Linked DNA regions of Mus musculus: region 1 is linked to region 2. A link is a loop called in an ENCODE intact Hi-C map of the cell type or tissue named here. Cell type or tissue: left cerebral cortex. All regions are shown on one strand. Each heading gives the region's core, and the rest is flanking DNA. Links, peaks and the distances in the headings are about the cores only.

Region 1 (8,348 bases), core at 128-8,127, 190 kb before region 2:
AACATTAATCTCCTAAACCTGATAAACAGCTTCAGCGCAGTTGCTGGACATAAAATTAACTCAAACAAATCACTGGCCTTTCTCTATACAAAGGATAAACAGGATGAGAAAGAAATTAAGGAAACAACACCCTTCACAATAGTCACAAATAATATAAAATACCTTGGTGTGACTCTAACTCAGGAAGTGAAAGATTTGTATGACAAGAACTTCAAGTCTCCGAAGAAGTTGAAGAAGAGCTCAGAAGATGGAAAGATCTCCCATGCTCATGGATTGGCAGGATCAATAGAGTAAAAATGACTATCCTCCTGAAAGCAATCTACAGATTCAATGCAATCCCCATCAAAATTCCAACTCAGTTCTTCACTGAGTTAGAAAGGGCAATTTGCAAGATCATCTGGAATAACAGAAAACCTAGGATAGCAAAAACTATTCTCAACAATAAAAAAACCTCCAGTGGAATCACCATGCCTGACCTAAAACTGTACTACAGAGCAATTGTGATAAAAACTGCATGGTACTGGTACAATGTCAGACAGGTAGATCAATGGAATAGAATTGAAGACCCAGAAATGAACCCACACACCTATAGTCACTTGATCTTTGACAAGGGAGCTTAAACCATCCAGTGGAAAAAAGACAGCATTTTCAACACATGGTGCTGGCACAACTGGTGGTGCAAATTTTATAAGCCCCAGTACAGGGAGTGAGTGGGTAGAGGAGGAGGGCAAGAGGAGGGTATAGGGAACTTTCGGGATAGCATTTGAAATGCAAATAAAGAATATAATAATAATAATAATAATAATAATAATAATAATAATAATAGAAATCAAACTGGGACTCTGTAACTCCATTTTTTGACAATTATTTGGCAATTTCATTTATATCATGTTCATATATGTATATATTTTAGGAAGCATCTATGATATTAGGTTTCATATTGTTTTGTAAAATGCCCTTGATTTTAGCTGTCTCTTTCTATATTCCTTCCCAAAACAATCCTCCAAGCTGCCTCACCACTTGATCCTCTCACTCCTATCCCTATTCATCCATAATTATCTATTCTATTTCTCTTTCCTATGGAGATTTACCGGTTTCCTATATTCTGTACTCTATACCTATTCTTTGTGGTTCTATTGAATACTAGTAATGATTGCCTTAGCAGATAGTACCCAACATAATCAAAACACCATATTTGTCTTCCTAGGTCAGAGTTTCTTTACTCAGGGTTATTTTATTTTAGTTCTACCCATTTACCTACAAATTTAATCCTATCATTTTTTTAATGGCTGAGTATTATCCCATTGTGTATGTGTATTACATTTTCTTCATCCATCTTTCTCTTGAGAAACATCTAGGCTGTTTCTAACTTCTGACTAGTATTAATGATGCTGCTATAAACAGTGTTTATCCACTGTTTCCGTAATAAAATGAAGCACCCTTGGGTTAATGGCCAAGACAGGTATCGCTGGATTATAGGATATATCAATTCCCATCTTCCTGAGGGAAACTCCACACTGATTTTCATACTGGCTGTACGTTTGCACTCTCACCAGAAATGGAAAAGTGTCCCCCATATTCCACATCCTTACCAGCATGAGCTGTCATTTGTACAATTTTTGATCCCAGGGTTGGTGATACCTCCAGATCTTTTGTTATTTATGATTGTGTTATCTATTCTGTTGTTTTGGTGTGTGTGTGTGTGAGTGTGTGTGTGTTTATATGAAGCTAAAAATGATCTTTAATCTCTCAAGATATTATCTCAGAAATTTGACTGTGATTTAAGTAAATCTGTAAATTAATTTTGGTAAGATGGTCATTTTTATTATAGGAATCCTACCAAACCTTGATCAGGGAAATATTTCCATCTTTTGATATCTTTTTCAATTCCTTTTTTAAATGTTTTAAATATCTTATTGTACAACTCTTTCACTTGCTTCGTTAGAGTTTTCCCAGGATATTTTATATTATTTAAGTCTATTATGAACAGTGCTGTTTCCCTGATTTGTTTCTCAAACTTTCTTACTTGTATATAGAAGGCTACTGATATCTATGTGTGTATTTTTTATCCAGCTACTTCATTTGGTTTTTATGTCAAGCTATGAAACTACATCAGGCAGGAGCTACCTCTATTCTATTCTGTAACATACAAAAGCAGAATAGAGAGAAATCAAAGGTATCACAGAGCATCGCACTAGGGGTAACAGGAAATGAAAACAAGGCCACAGTAAAGACTTCCACTCATTAAACCAGTTTGGAAAAATCATACACATAGATGACTTGGTCAAATTGCTTTTGGTACAATATCCTCTCCTATCCCTTTCTTTTTCTGTGTGAGCTACTCCAGGAAAACCCTGCATCTGTCGAAGGAATGTTCATCAAGTTAAAGGAATTCTAAATAAGAATTGCTTAAACCAATGAAGATATGTCATTCATGGCTTACAAGAAATCTGAAGATTAACAATGACTAGTATTTTTTACTCTTTTGTGTTCTTCCAACAGTATACCCATAGAAGTTGGATGTTATACCCAGCCTTCCATTGTCTTTATTTACTAAGTTACGTTTACATTCCAGAGAAGAACACTACAATAGTTCTAGGGAGAGTGACATAGAGAGATAAACATCTGATATTACATCAACAAATTCAAAGCATCTCTGTCAGTTCCACAGCCAGGCATAATTTACTTCACAGAAAGGGAGTGGATGGGTTAAAGCCAGGAATAAACAAAATGAAGGTACAGAAGAAGAACTCTATTGGCTAGTAAGCATATCACTAATTGTTAAAACACTTTGTTGTATCCTGCAACACTTCTTGGGCTATGAGTTTTAGTGGAAAGTGTAACCTTACTGGAAAGCTATATTAAAGTATTCTTTAAATATGACCAACTTTTATTGTACCTTTCTGGAAATTAATCATTCCTTCTCCCATGTAATAAGCAGACATTGATCAGAATCCTCTAGAATGGCTAGACATATCCCTTTCCTTGTTGCTTCCTCAATTTGCTGTAGCTATGTAGAAATGTTGGTTTAGGTTCTGCCACTGAAAAGTGTCACAAGTCATATGTTCACCTTTTCTCTGCCACACTAATATCCAAACAGAACCAGTGTGCAAGACTACATTAGAGAAGATGAAGGAAGCTACAAAAGTAACTTAAGTCCCTTCTTTTTTCTTATCTTTTTATTCTTAATCGGATTTTTTAATGTATATTTTAGGTGTGGGGGTATTTTCCTTGCCTGTATGTAGATATACAATGTGTGTCTGATTCCCACAAAGACCAGAATAGGTTGCGGGCTCCCTGGAACTAGAGTCTCAGACAGTTACTATCTGCCATTTAGGTGCTGTAAACTGAGCCCGATCCTCTGCTAGAGCAGCAGATGCACCTAAACTGTGCAATGACTCCAACTCCCTTTACATTGTTTGCGTTTATTTCTGTGCTTACGTGTACATGGCATGCATGTGCTTATGCTTACAGAGACCAGAAGAGAACCTCAATTCCTATGGAACTCAACAGGTGATTGTGAGTCACGCAACATATGTGCTGAGAATTGTACCTAGGTCTTCCACAGAGCCCAAAATTTACTTAACAGCTGATCTCTCTGTGTCTCTGTCGGTCTGTCTGTCAGTCTGTCTGTCTGTCTCTGTCTCTGTCTCTGTCTCTGTCTCTGTCTCTGTCTCTGTCTCTGTCTCTCTCTCTCTCTCTCTCTCTCTCTGTCTCTCTCTCTCTCTCTCTCTCTGTGTGTGTGTGTGTGTGTGTCTTTCTCTCTATGTCTCTCACTCTCCTATTATCTTTATTATTATAATATGCGGAGAACCCTGTGAATATCAACAAGCAAGCAAGCCTCAAAAATCTTAATGAACCATGTCCACAATACAAGAAACCCCCTTCAAACCCCTGTTTCTAAACTGTCAGTTATATCCCTGAAGTAATTGGTCGCATTAATGAAAATATAGTTCTAGTCCTGGGACTACCTGCTTCAGTTTTCAGCACCACAAAAAAGTTACATGATAACAATAACAATTTTAAGTTGTTATAAATCACGTTTTTAGTTATATACTACTATTCTAAAAAGGTATGTGCTAAAATTAAATTATTTCTTTTTATAAATAACAGGGAAAATCAGTCTTATATTCTACTTTGTTATCTTTTCCCTGCTCATAGGAATTATTATGAGCAGTATTAGAAAGCAACAGCAAGATGAGGAAAAAAAAAAAAAAAAAGATGCAGAACAGCACCAGCAGGGGGCGCATCAGGCTCCTTTCGTTTCTCTCAAATGCAGAAAACAACTGATGGGGATTCTCAGAGCTGAAGGAACATGAACTCCCAGTGTGAGAAACAGAAGGAGTTTGCAAGAATCAAAGAACAGCCAGATGATGGTGTGAAAACAAGAAAGTAGTGAAGGTGATGGATGAGGGAAGAGTTAGGCAGGGTCACACCTTGTGGGATGCAATCAAGAGACTGCGTGGGTTCTAAAGGTGCTTGAGGAGACTTTGAAGGATTATAATGAAAATGTTCATTCTAAACTCTCTTGAAGATAACCTTTGTTTTTGTAAAGAATAAAATAAGTGAACATGTGTTGTCCTCTTTTATAAATTATTGATGATTCATCGTTGTGGAGCCAGAATCATAGAGAGGAATTCACAGAATGTGTCAGTCCGAATATGCTTAACAAGTATAAATGAAACTTTTCTTTTTAATGAATAGAATATGAAGGGTATGAGGAGGAAATTCCCAAAAGCTTCCTTAACAGGTGGTAACGCACCTGGGTTACTGATTTCTTCATTTTTCAAAATGAGAGGGTCTGGGAAATACACATATTTTGGGATAAAGATAAATATCATGAAGAAAGATAACAGTTGAATTCTATTGTGCAAATAATAAGTGCACTATATCAATCAGATAACCAGATATAGACATCAAGTAGAACCATAAAAGTTCAGAACACATGGAAATTTTGGAAATTAATATATGCAAGTCACCAAAAAAGAGTATTTTAGGGTAAAGGGACTTGATTAGATATTGTCAGAGTAGAGATGGGAGCTATGATGGGATTGAGAAGTAAACGCCCATATGCTCATACATGTATACCCCAAGAAAGCATAAGAGAGGCAGGGAAATGGCAAGGAGTAGGCGCTTACGGATTCATAATGAAGGTAAAATGGTCTAAGACCAGAGTAGTCCCTTAAAATGCAGACTTGAGCCTTGCATAAAGCTCCTCTGTGCCAGACGTGGTGGCACACGCCTTTCATCCCAGCACTCGGGAGGCAGAAGCAAGCAGATTTCTGAGTTCGAGGCCAGTATGGTCTACAAAGTGAGTTCCAGGACAGCCAGAGCTACACAGAGAAACCCTGTCTCGAAAAACAAAACAAACAAACAAACAAAAAAAAAAACAAACAACAACAAAAAAAAACCTCCTCTGTGAGGCTCCACCCAAGAGCCAATGAAAACTGTTGCAAAGACCCACAGCCAAACATTAGATGGAGATCAGAAGTCTTGTGGAAGAGGTTGTTGAAGGATTGAGAGATCCAAAGAGGATAGAAACTCCACAGAAAGACTAATAGAGTCAACTAGTATTGACCATTGGGGCTCCCAGAAACGGAACCATCAGCCAGAGCAAGCATGGGCTGGACCTACCCTCCCCCCTGCATGTAGGTAGTGCCACTTGGCCTTTGTCTGGTCCCCCAACAACTGGAGAGGGGTTGGGCCTGAATCTGTTGCCTGCCTATGGATCCATAGTTCCCCTACTCTTGTCTGGCCTCAGTGGGAAAAGATGTAGCTAGTCCTGAAGTGACTTGATGAGCTGGGGGTGGAGTAGAAAAACCAACCCCTTCTGAGAGGGGAAGGGGAATTTGAGGGAGAATCTGTGTGACGAGGTACTGGTAGAAGAAGGGGGCTGATACTTGGATGTAAAACAAATAAATAAATTAATAACAAAAATACATAAAACAAAAAATAATGTGGCCATGAAGCAGAATGGGAAAGCTTCAGTTTGAAAGATGGATGACCTTGGCAACAGCATTTAGTCTAATGTAATGATAACACATGCCTCAAGGGAAGAAACAAATAAGAGGTTGGTATATGAAAACACATAAAATATTTTGCGCCGTTAAAAATAGTTTTTGATCAAGTCAGGGGACAAAGAGATGCAGGACATTTTTGCATTTTTAAAATTAATTTTGTTGAATATTTGTATACAGATACTTTGGTAGTGAAGAAAATATCCATTAGCCTGTGAGGAAGGCCACAATAATCCATCTCCCACCCCATGTGCTACCCTACGTTGGGGTTTTGACATTCTCCTCCTCATTAAGGTGTGAGGTTTGTATTCCATCCTCATAAGTCTCTGCAGTTTATGATCCAGCCTAAATCAAAAGGACCAGAAAATAGACTCTGTGTGATGTATCTTGCTGTTCTGAGGTGAGGACGGGAATGACAATGCAATTTGCTCCCTAGTTCCTGGGGCACTCCCACTGTGCAGTGCTAAACTGCATTGTGAACAATGATCCTGCCATGAAACCACTGTGCTTTGAGAAAGCCCAAAACAACCATGCAGAGGTGCAATGGAGGGTAGTTCTGAGACACTGTGAGCTCTTCTTTTTTCTTTTTTGAGCTCAGGAGATTACCTAACTACATCACATGCGGATCCTGTGTTAGCACCTGCTTGCTACCTGATCACTTCCTGAACACCTGGATCCTAGGGATGATGAAATGTCTTTTTAAAGATACACATTTAGGAATAGCTTATTATTTGAGCCGCTGCACCTATAGTAAAAAAGAGAAAGGGGGAAATTTTCAAAGGGACTTTTACACAACTTTACAGGACTACTCTCCACAGGTAACGATCATCTGTGATAGAAAGTAAGTAGGCCAGCTGCATAGTCAGCAGATGACATCTGCTTTCTTCTATTTTCTCTTTGCTATGTAGAGAGTCATCAAAGAATAAGAAGGTAAAAGGATGCTAAAGTCCTCAAGGAAGATAAGGTGTAAAATGATACTTGAAGGAGGTAGATGGTGAGTTGAGTAGGGAACCAGCCTTGGGTAGCTTTGTCAGCCTGAGGAAATGCATAATGCTTCCCATTATGCTTTGAAGTAGACCAGTGAGTGCACTTGAAAGACTTTAGTTTTCCCTCAGCTATTCTGAATGCTAAGATACAGGTAAAGCTAGAAAGAAGGTGAAACAGGAATTGATATTTTACCTGGAAATATAGACAAAGGACACGCCAAGATACTTTAAGGGATTTCAGGGGAACTGTCACAGTAAAACAATGTAATGAATGCCGTATATCTGGATAAGAAGAAAAATGTAGATCTATGTAGTTAAACTGGTATATGAAACCCTAGCTAGGGTAGAAATACTCATATTTGGAAGAATTAGAGAAACATAGTAGCATATTTGAGTGACAGCATTTGATGCTACTGAACGAGGTTTTGTGGAGATTGCCATCGGATAATACAGAATAAGAGTGTGCAGCTCAGAAGGAGTGGAGAGCACATAATCTTTGAATATTGTGCAGTTAAGTAACTACAGGTCCAATATTTTAAAGTGTTTACATGAATGTTTCAGATAGTAAGAAAAATAATAGACATTATGTATTCAATTGTTGAACACACCCGGGAATTAGCAAGTGTGACAGTGGCTTTGCAAGGAGAGGTGAGATGTACAACATCTACACTCACGTGCCTGAGATGAACAAGGAGCCATGGCATATTAAAGGGAGACAGGCAGAAATCTTGAAAAACTATGAAAAACAGTTATAGTATGCCATCTCTGGTCTTCCCTATTACAAGAAAAACAAAATAAAAGTTGTATGTAAGACGATATCTGAGATTTCTTTAGCATAAATGGGAATGAAGGGTTGGACAGATGGCTCAGTTGATAAAGTGATTGTACCTTTACAAGGAGAAGCACCTGAGATTTTCTCCTTGAAATTTATGTTAAAAAAAAAAAACATAAAAAAGTGGGTACACTTGTATACACTTGTAATCCCAGTACCGGAGAAGCAGAACCAGGAGGACACCTAGAACTCACTGCCAGCCGTGTGTGTGTGTGTGTGTGTGTGTGTGTGTGTGTGTGTGTGTGTGTGTGTGTGTGTGTAAAGGAAAAGGACATCTGATGTTGATCTCTGACACACACACAGGAACACATGCATAAACACATTCACACATGCACACAATATACACAATAAAGAATGGGGGAAAAGCAAGATAGATAGAGAGAAGGGAGAGAGGGAGGACAGAAGAACGACAGGAGAAATTTTCCACTTCCAATATTGCTCCCTCTCTGTTTCCTTATCACCTTCATTTTGCTACTCTCATACCGTTAAAGCAATCCCAGGTCCTTTTTTTAG
Region 2 (8,348 bases), core at 72-8,071:
CTGCGTAACTGATATTTCCTGAGGTCCCCACCTTCATAGGCTGAGCAACTACTGCTTTCTCTGGCTCTCCAGCATGCAGACAGTAATTCTGGGATTACCCAGACTTGAATCATGTAGCCCAGTCTAACTAATCCCGCTTTACAATCAATCTGTTCTCTGATACAAGTATAAGCAGATCTTTGGAGAAGTTTGTGAATGAGAGGTAAATGAGAAGCTCACCAAAATACCACAGAAGACATGCTTTGGTAAATATAAAATAAGTATGAATTATTCATGAATGACATTATAATATACAGTATGATTAACACTAATGTTATGTTAGCAGTATGATACACACAGAAGAAGAAGAAGAAGAAGAAGAAGAAGAAGAAGAAGAAGAAGAAGAAGAAGAAGAAGAAGAAGAAGAAGAAGAAGAAGAAGAAGAGGAGGAGGAGGAGGAGGAGGAGGAGGAGGAGGAGGAGGAGGAGGAGGAGGAGGAGGAGGAGGAGGAGGAGGAGGAGGAATATTTTACCAATAAAAGTCAACTAAGATACCAAATTCACAATGGAGTGACACCCTGCAAGACAGAGATGGAAAAAGGAGCTAATGATGTTAACAAATCTCAGTTTCGCCACTAGCCTCCATACACAAGTAATAAACTGAAATAGTCTCAGAAGCTCTACATTTGCAAAGACCTGTAGAACCCAACACAAGACTGTTGTCTAGACATCTGACATTTCACACTCATCACAGTACACCTTTATAAATTATTTTGTTGACCATAAGTGGTGACAGGAAGGGCAGAGAATGTCTTATATTCACAGTCATGAAATATTTAAAACAGCATCACATATACAAACTACCCATCACAGGCAGAGAAGTTAAATGACTTGCTTGATGGCATAGAGTTAAGAGTGGATGGGAAATGAGCCCTTGAGTTATCCAAGATCACAAGTAATAAAGATAAGATTGGAGGATTAAACTTACAGCCATATTCTTAACAAAAGCAGGATACACAGTGCAGAATATTTAAGTGAATGTATTAAGCAATGAAAAAATACAGATATGTGATATTACAGGGAGAAGAGAGAATTAAACACTATAGAAGTAAAGAAATACTGCAAATTGTGGCTGTAAATGGTCTGATATCCATGCTAATAATTCTCACACACTAAACCCACCTCCACAGGTCTGTATTGGGGGGAGGTCTTTTTTGTGATAGATACACCACATTTTAATTGTGACTCCCAGCTTTGAGGTTACTAAGTAACTTCACTGTTATTATTGGTAGTAATTGTCAACTACGCAGTTACTAATTATTAAGAGTTTCAAAGTTCAGGATGTAGCTAGTCACATGTTGTATTCTCTCTCAACTCTCCAAATATTAAGACTTATTAGTACATGACCATCATTTGAGAACAGGCAGGAGATTTCACTCTCAATGTGGGCGGCCTCTAGGGTAGCATCTCTATCCTCTGGACAAAACACAGAACGTTTTATTCTCACCCTCACTCTGCCCAAGGCTAAGACAGAAATGGGATGATTATTGTTCTCCTAGAAAGAGACATGTACATAACCACAGGCCAACAAAATCATTAGCCATCCATTCAATACTCGACCAATGATTGATGTACAAAGGAAACCTTTGGTCGCCTGGGACTGTCCAAATGGCTCCTGACAATAACAGCATTACTGTGGTCAGTCATAGCTATCAGTGTTGCTGTACTTCTATGAGAGAGAGAGAGAGAGAGAGAGAGAGAGAGAGAGAGACTCTATATGTGGGTTTGAACAGTTAGTCAGCTTTAACATGGTTTTCACATTTGAGCTCTACATGGGGTGCATTAGAGTAAGAATTTAAATTTAACTTCTGTGTCCATAAAAGGATTTGATCTAACTGGACATTATTAAAATTTATCATCATCATTATTATTAATTGTTTATATTAAAGTGATTTTTATTTGCTTCCTTTGTTCTATTTGCCTTCTTATTTCAGTACTTTATGACCCAAATATTAGAAAAATGGTTTCATTCTGAGAGAATATTAAACTATAAGATTCGTATGGTATTTCCTTTAATTAAATAACTCGTTTAATGTGAGAAATAAGTAAAAACTCTATAATTTTAGAGGTAAGAAGTATTACTCATAAGAACTCTCTCTCTCTCTCTCTCTCTCTCTCTCTCTCTCTCTCTCTCTCTCTCTCTCTCTCTCCACAATGACATAAAAGTATAGAAAAATTGATGGCTTCATGGATGGCAATTTTGATGTTGCTTGGTTTGAGGTAGAAGAACTAAACATGATGGATTGGAGGGGGAAACCACAATTGTTCCTTAACTGAATGCAAGGTTCTCTGAAAAGAGGCATCCAGTGCATCTGGAAAGGGGAGTGTGCTATCTCCTCTCCCTCCTTAAACTCACACTGAAGCAGGGACTGTGATTTAAAACTCATCTATACACTTTCCTCCAAAGAAGAAATTATTAGCACTTTCAGGAGATGCAGAGCTCAGGCATCCTATCGATGTGGACATAGAGCATGAAAATGAAATGTTAAAGCAGAGATTGGGAAAAGAGCTGAAAAGTCTAAAAATAGCAAGAAAAATTATAGAGAAATTTCTTATAAACAACAAGAAGAAACAAATTCCAGGTATTAGTGGAATTTTAAATTAAAATTTTTGTTTTTGCCAAAACGGGAGCTATTGGGGGTAGAACAGATGTTTGGTCTTTGAAATGAACAGAGATTTTCTACAAGCAAGTAAGTCACCAAATACTTCTTAGTTCATAAACAATATACTCATATATTATGGGAGAGCCATTTGTAATTCTGTATTTTACACAATGAAATCATATTATTCAAAGCATTCTGAAGCAGTCAATGAAAAGTAATTGTAAATCTCTACTATTGTCAACCGTGGCACAAATCTCAGGACACATGATGGAATATAATAATAGGAACAGGAATCATTCTGGCTAACCCGTGAGAAAAGATCTATTACTTCAGCTCTAGCAGCACTGGTGGGGTTTCAAAAGATTCAGTTCGCTAATTGCAATATGCAAATTAATCAGGAAATGAATGTCTATTCTTACTTTCACTTTGACTGCCTGTTGGACTCACAGGCACCCAGTAGGAGGCTGCAGTACTCCTCCTGCCCTCACTAGTTTCCCCCATCCCAGCTGTGGTGGTTTGAATGAGAAGTGCCCTAGGCATCTGAATACTAGGCCCCACTTGGTGGTGGTGTTTTGGTAAAAATACAAGGTCTGGCCTTGGCAGACTAAGTATGTCTCTGGGAGCAGGCTTTGAGGTCTCAAAAGCCATGTGCTGGTTTTAGTCCCTGAGCCCGGGGGAGGGGGGGGAGCGGTATCTGTTGTCTACTTGTCCGTCTGTCTATGTCCTTCTCCCTCTCCCCTTCCTCTCTCTCTCTCTCTCTCTCTCTCTCTCTCTCTCTCTCTCTCTCTCTCTCTCTCTCTCCATAAACCCCAAATAAACTCCTTATTTGTCACCACTCTGGTCAGATCAGTGTTCTACTCCACTCCTTTAATAAATTATTATCTTATCTACTCATTGGCAAGTCTGGATGCCTAAATTACCAGTTCATATCCTATGACCATTTAATATTCTGTCTCGTCGTCTCCATTTCTTCTAAAGAATTTGCTTTGCATTCTAAAAATTAATCTTTTCTTGTCTTTGCTTGTAAATATTCTCTCCAAAGCACTCAGCTAGCTCCTCTGCATCCTCTAGTGGCAAAAATCTTTCAGCATAACCAAGCATAGATATCAGTCTCCTTGGAATTTAGACTTTGGGGATTTCATCTAACAGTGCGACCCCTCTGTTATACTACAGCATATCCACTCTGTTTCCTTGTAGTGGTGGATATAACATTTGAAAGAGAGGAAGTGGAGTCTGTGGTTGGAAGAACGGAACATGCATGAGATTTGCTTTTCTCCATATTTAAAGGCAGACTTTCCAGGGTCGTACGTTAACATGACCCTTCCTCTCACTTTCCAGTCAACATTCATCATGGACTCTACCCTGCAAAAGCCAAAATAGAGACTTTCAATGACATTGAAAAACCTGTGTAAAGGTAATGAATAACGTGTATCTCCTGTTCTCATGCACAAACTCACTATGACTTAAATTTTAAGAAAGAGTTCTTATAATATTTGTATTTATTCTTTGGACTTTTCCTATGTGGGTACAATGTGTCTTGATCACATTTAGTCACTGCTGGCTGCTTCAAACTTCTTTCAAGGCACCCTCAACACATCTTGATCTCACCTTCATGTCCTATGCCCGTGGTATAGTCATGGCAAAAATATGAATAGGGATAACTAAGAACTATATTTTATGGGGTATTGGTTAGCACCTTTTATTCTTCAAATTCCTTTGCCTTTTAAAACTTCTGTCCTCATTTAAGGGTTTCACCTTATGAAATGGCCATCTTTCCAGCCTCTACCTCGGGTTTTCCTGAAGTCCTACATATTTTTTTGGCAGAGATGCAGCTCAAGTTTTTCCACATGTACATCACTGCTCTCCTTGAGATAAGTTGTGAGACTGTTTTAAAATTATCCAATGTTCTTAGTTGTAAATTGGTAATCAAATCTCATGCTTCAAGAAATAAAGTAATTACTGAAGGATTTAGAAAACAGAGCATACTTTATCCACAAACAGCACTGTCTAAGTCACTAGTGGATTTGTGTATAAATGTGGGCATGTATTTAAGTATGATTGATATGGGTTTGTGAGACAGAAAGCAGTATGTATATTAATAGAGACATCAGTATGACAAAAACGTTTGGTACCATTGAGTTTTTTTTTAAAGCCTAGATTTGCATTCTATTTGGGAATAATAATTCCTAGATTTTTTTCATTGTCCATTCATATCTTTTTTCTCTCTAGAAAATAGTCTCTCTTGAGGCTGTATGAAGTTCACAATTGTCAGCCAACATTCATAAAAAAAATGGCTTCACAAAACACTTATTTCTCCTTTTTGTGAGCTAGATATATTTGACAGTTTGGGGACAAACTCTAACATTTTCCACTGTATCACCACTTCATAAGAAACTCTTTTAAAAAAAATCATCTCCTCACATTCTCCCTCTCTCACTTGGGATGGGCAGAATGGCTTCTGTATAGATGATAAAAGAAGGGTCAGTCTGCCATGGAAAAGCTGCTAACCTGAGGCTATATCACCAATGCTCACAAGCACATTTGTAGAGTGCACTTCAAGAAGTGTGATCCTTGGGCACTCAAAGAGATCTGGAAAGCTCCCACAAGGGAGATGTGTTGATTGATGTATCCTGACCTGAGTATTCCTTAGGAATGACCCCACACAGTATCCTGTATAGGTCTCAAGAAAACATAATGACTATGACATTTCACCAAACAAGTTCTATACATTGGTAACCTGTGAAACTGTTACCAACACAAATTTACAGTTAGTACAGACAAAAACTAAATACTAAGTTATGTCTAAAACTGTCCCAAAAGCCACCACTGCTAGTATTTTTCTTATAGTGTAAACCCACTGCGACTACATATAGAAACACTTAAATAGCATCTCTCTCTCTCTCTCTCTCTCTCTCTCTCTCTCTCTCTCTCTCTCTCTCTCTTGTTCTTTTTTTTTGGGGGGGGGGGGTTGGTGGAGTTTCTGTTGTAACCTGTGAGTTGTCAATGTCTTTCCTCATACAGTTACCTACTTCAGAATTGCATGAAGATATATTTTGTAATGGAATTATATATGTATTAAAACTTAGGTTTTCTTTTATTTGGGTGTGGTTGCTTGAATGACAACGGTCCCCATCAGCTCATGTATTTGAATGTTTAGTATTCGGGAAGTGGCACTACCTTAGAAAGATTAGTGATTTGGAAGTGTGGCCTTATTGGAGGAAATGCATCCCTGGGGGTGGGGGTGTACTTTGAGACAAGCAGTTCAGGGTGTCGCTCTCACCCACTTACTGTTCCAGCACCATGTTTGTTACCATGCTTTCTGCCATGATGATAATGGACTGATTAAGCAAGCCCATCATCACTACTAGACTGTAATTCCTTAAAGACCAGGGCCACCCACTATTCTTTTTTACTCACTCAGTACCTGACCTGTGACATAAACAGTCAATAAACTAAACTGTTAGAAACTTCAACTAGTGGCATTAATAATGATCTCTGATTGATGGTTACTAATAAAGATAGTTTGAGTCCTAGGAACATGAAACTCATTTTAAGCTGGGAATCATGTAATTAGACTGAGCATTGTGGCTCCTCCCCTTTGTATTGTTCAAATGTGAAATTGGAAACTTAGCTCTCAATAGCACAAGAAAATAAAATATATGATATAAAATGCAAGATATATTTAAGAGAAACTTTATAACAGATATTTTCACAAATAGGTATTCTTGTTTTCTTGTTAATTTAATTTTAAAACAGCTATGAGGGTTTTTCATAAATTTATGAGGGTTGTTTACCAAAACAAAACAAAACAAAACAAAACACCATACAATTGTGGCCAGAACTAAATGTAGGAAAACTTTACAGCAATTAATTCTGTTTTGTTGGCATTTGCAAGGTACTGGGTTTTTTTTAATTGCTATTAAAAATACCAACCACATTCAGTAAAATGTGAACAACATTGTAAATCAGATAAATGGAAATAACATAGAATACATAGAAGTCCATTTCATAAATAATCAGAATAGAGTACAATATAATATACAAAAATCATTTCCTCTTTAATTTACCAAGGACAACTCCCAGAGTGTGGAATCCAAATGCTCTTTTCTTTTCTAGATGATACATGATTGATAGATAGATAGATAGATAGATAGAGTAGATAGATAGATAGAGTAGATAGATAGATAGATAGATAGATAGATAGATAGATAGAGTAGATAGATAAATATATAATATGCAAATACATGGATAGATGATAAATAATGTCCTCATAATTCCACATTCCTATACAATTTATATGTAAATATACTTTATTTATTAAAATTTATTGAAATAAATTTTACTTATTCCTGGTATAAATATTCTAGTTCAGTGACAGGTAAGTACAATTCAGATGAGTGATGAGAAAAAATATTAACTTGTCAGTCTTTGCTGATGAGCACTTTAAAACTGTCAAAGACCACAACTGCATATCCAAAATATCTGGCTATGCGTCTTCTAAGGAATTGGACAAAATATATTAAAAACAAGTCAGCAAATGTTTACTAAGGAATCTCTCACTCCCTCTCTCCCTCTCTCCCTCTCTCTCTCTCTCTCTCTCTCTCTCTCTCTCTCTCTCTCTCTCTCTCTCTCTCCACACACACACACACACACACACACACACACACACACACAAAATACTCTTACTTCGTTAAGTTAAAAATAAAATTAACAAATTTTTTGACAAGCGGAGAGGAAAATCCAGGAGTAGAACACACATGGATGAGAAAACAGAGGTCCTCATGTCATGAGCTATGGCTTTTTCTGCCTTCTACTTCCTCTCAGAAAATTCCACCCAGAAAAGGTTGGTCCAATCTGATATTTTAATATTTAGAATTTATTGAAAAAATTATATTCTGTCTCCAGATAGCAAATATTAGTTCCTGAAAAAAGTCAAGAACAGTAAATCATATTTCAGTATACCTTAGATGTAGAAATTGTCATATTCAATGTAATGGCATTGTCTCCTTTATAATGTTCCTATTGATATTTTTTGGAAAAAGAATGTTTGAGGGGATAGAGAGATGGCTCAGTGGTTAAGATCAACTGTTGCTCTCACAGAAGACAGCTTACAACTATTTATAACTCCAGTTCAAGGGATCTAGCATTCTCTCTGGCCTCAGTGGGCACCAGGCAAGCAGTGCTCTTTCATATGTACAGGCAAAACAACTATATACATAATATTATATTTATATAATTTTTAAAAATCTTTGAGATGACTCTGTTAAGATATGAATTTTACTACGGAATACGTTGGGGCGGATGTTAGAGGTTTTAATAAGTCTAATTCTATCCGTATGTTGTAAGTTCTCCAAAATAAGACTCTTCCAGCCAGGTTTGTTTAACTCACACGTCCATCTTTTCTTTGCCCTGGCTGCCAGCTTTGTAGTCCTCTACAGCCACAAAGCCTGACTCACTACACCTTTCAAGGACTGTCCTAATGTCTCTCTGGAATCTCACAAATCACTATCTGGCAGCTACATGGACCATCTAGAGACTGCCTTATCTAGGGATCCACCCCATAATCAGCTTCCAAACGCTGACACCACTGCATACACTAGCAAGATTTTGCTGAAAGGACCCAGATATAGCTGTCTCTTGTGAGACTAGGCAAGGGCCTAGCAAACACAGAAGTGGATGCTCACAGTCAGCTATTGGATGGATCACA

Evidence for each region. Hi-C counts contacts between places; a loop is a spot of excess contacts. Peaks named below come from ENCODE experiments on the same cell type or tissue, not always from the same donor. Only the 100,000 strongest peaks of a DNase experiment are listed, where the experiment ranks them.
Region 1: it touches region 2 in a loop (2.2-fold over the local background); 3 of 42 quality-filtered maps call a loop at or near these places.

The regions. Positions count from the first base shown.
Region 1 is chr5:85,582,655-85,591,002 of GRCm38, forward strand. No RefSeq gene overlaps it. Among named protein-coding and RNA genes, the nearest start is that of Gm35251, 120 kb to the right of the region's middle. In left cerebral cortex, for the core only: a CTCF peak has its summit at 4,242 (motif pointing right); a DNase peak (open chromatin) is centred at 4,263.
Region 2 is chr5:85,769,145-85,777,492 of GRCm38, forward strand. No RefSeq gene overlaps it. Among named protein-coding and RNA genes, the nearest start is that of Gm24626, 56 kb to the right of the region's middle. In left cerebral cortex, for the core only: CTCF peaks have their summits at 3,110 and 3,716; a DNase peak (open chromatin) is centred at 3,121.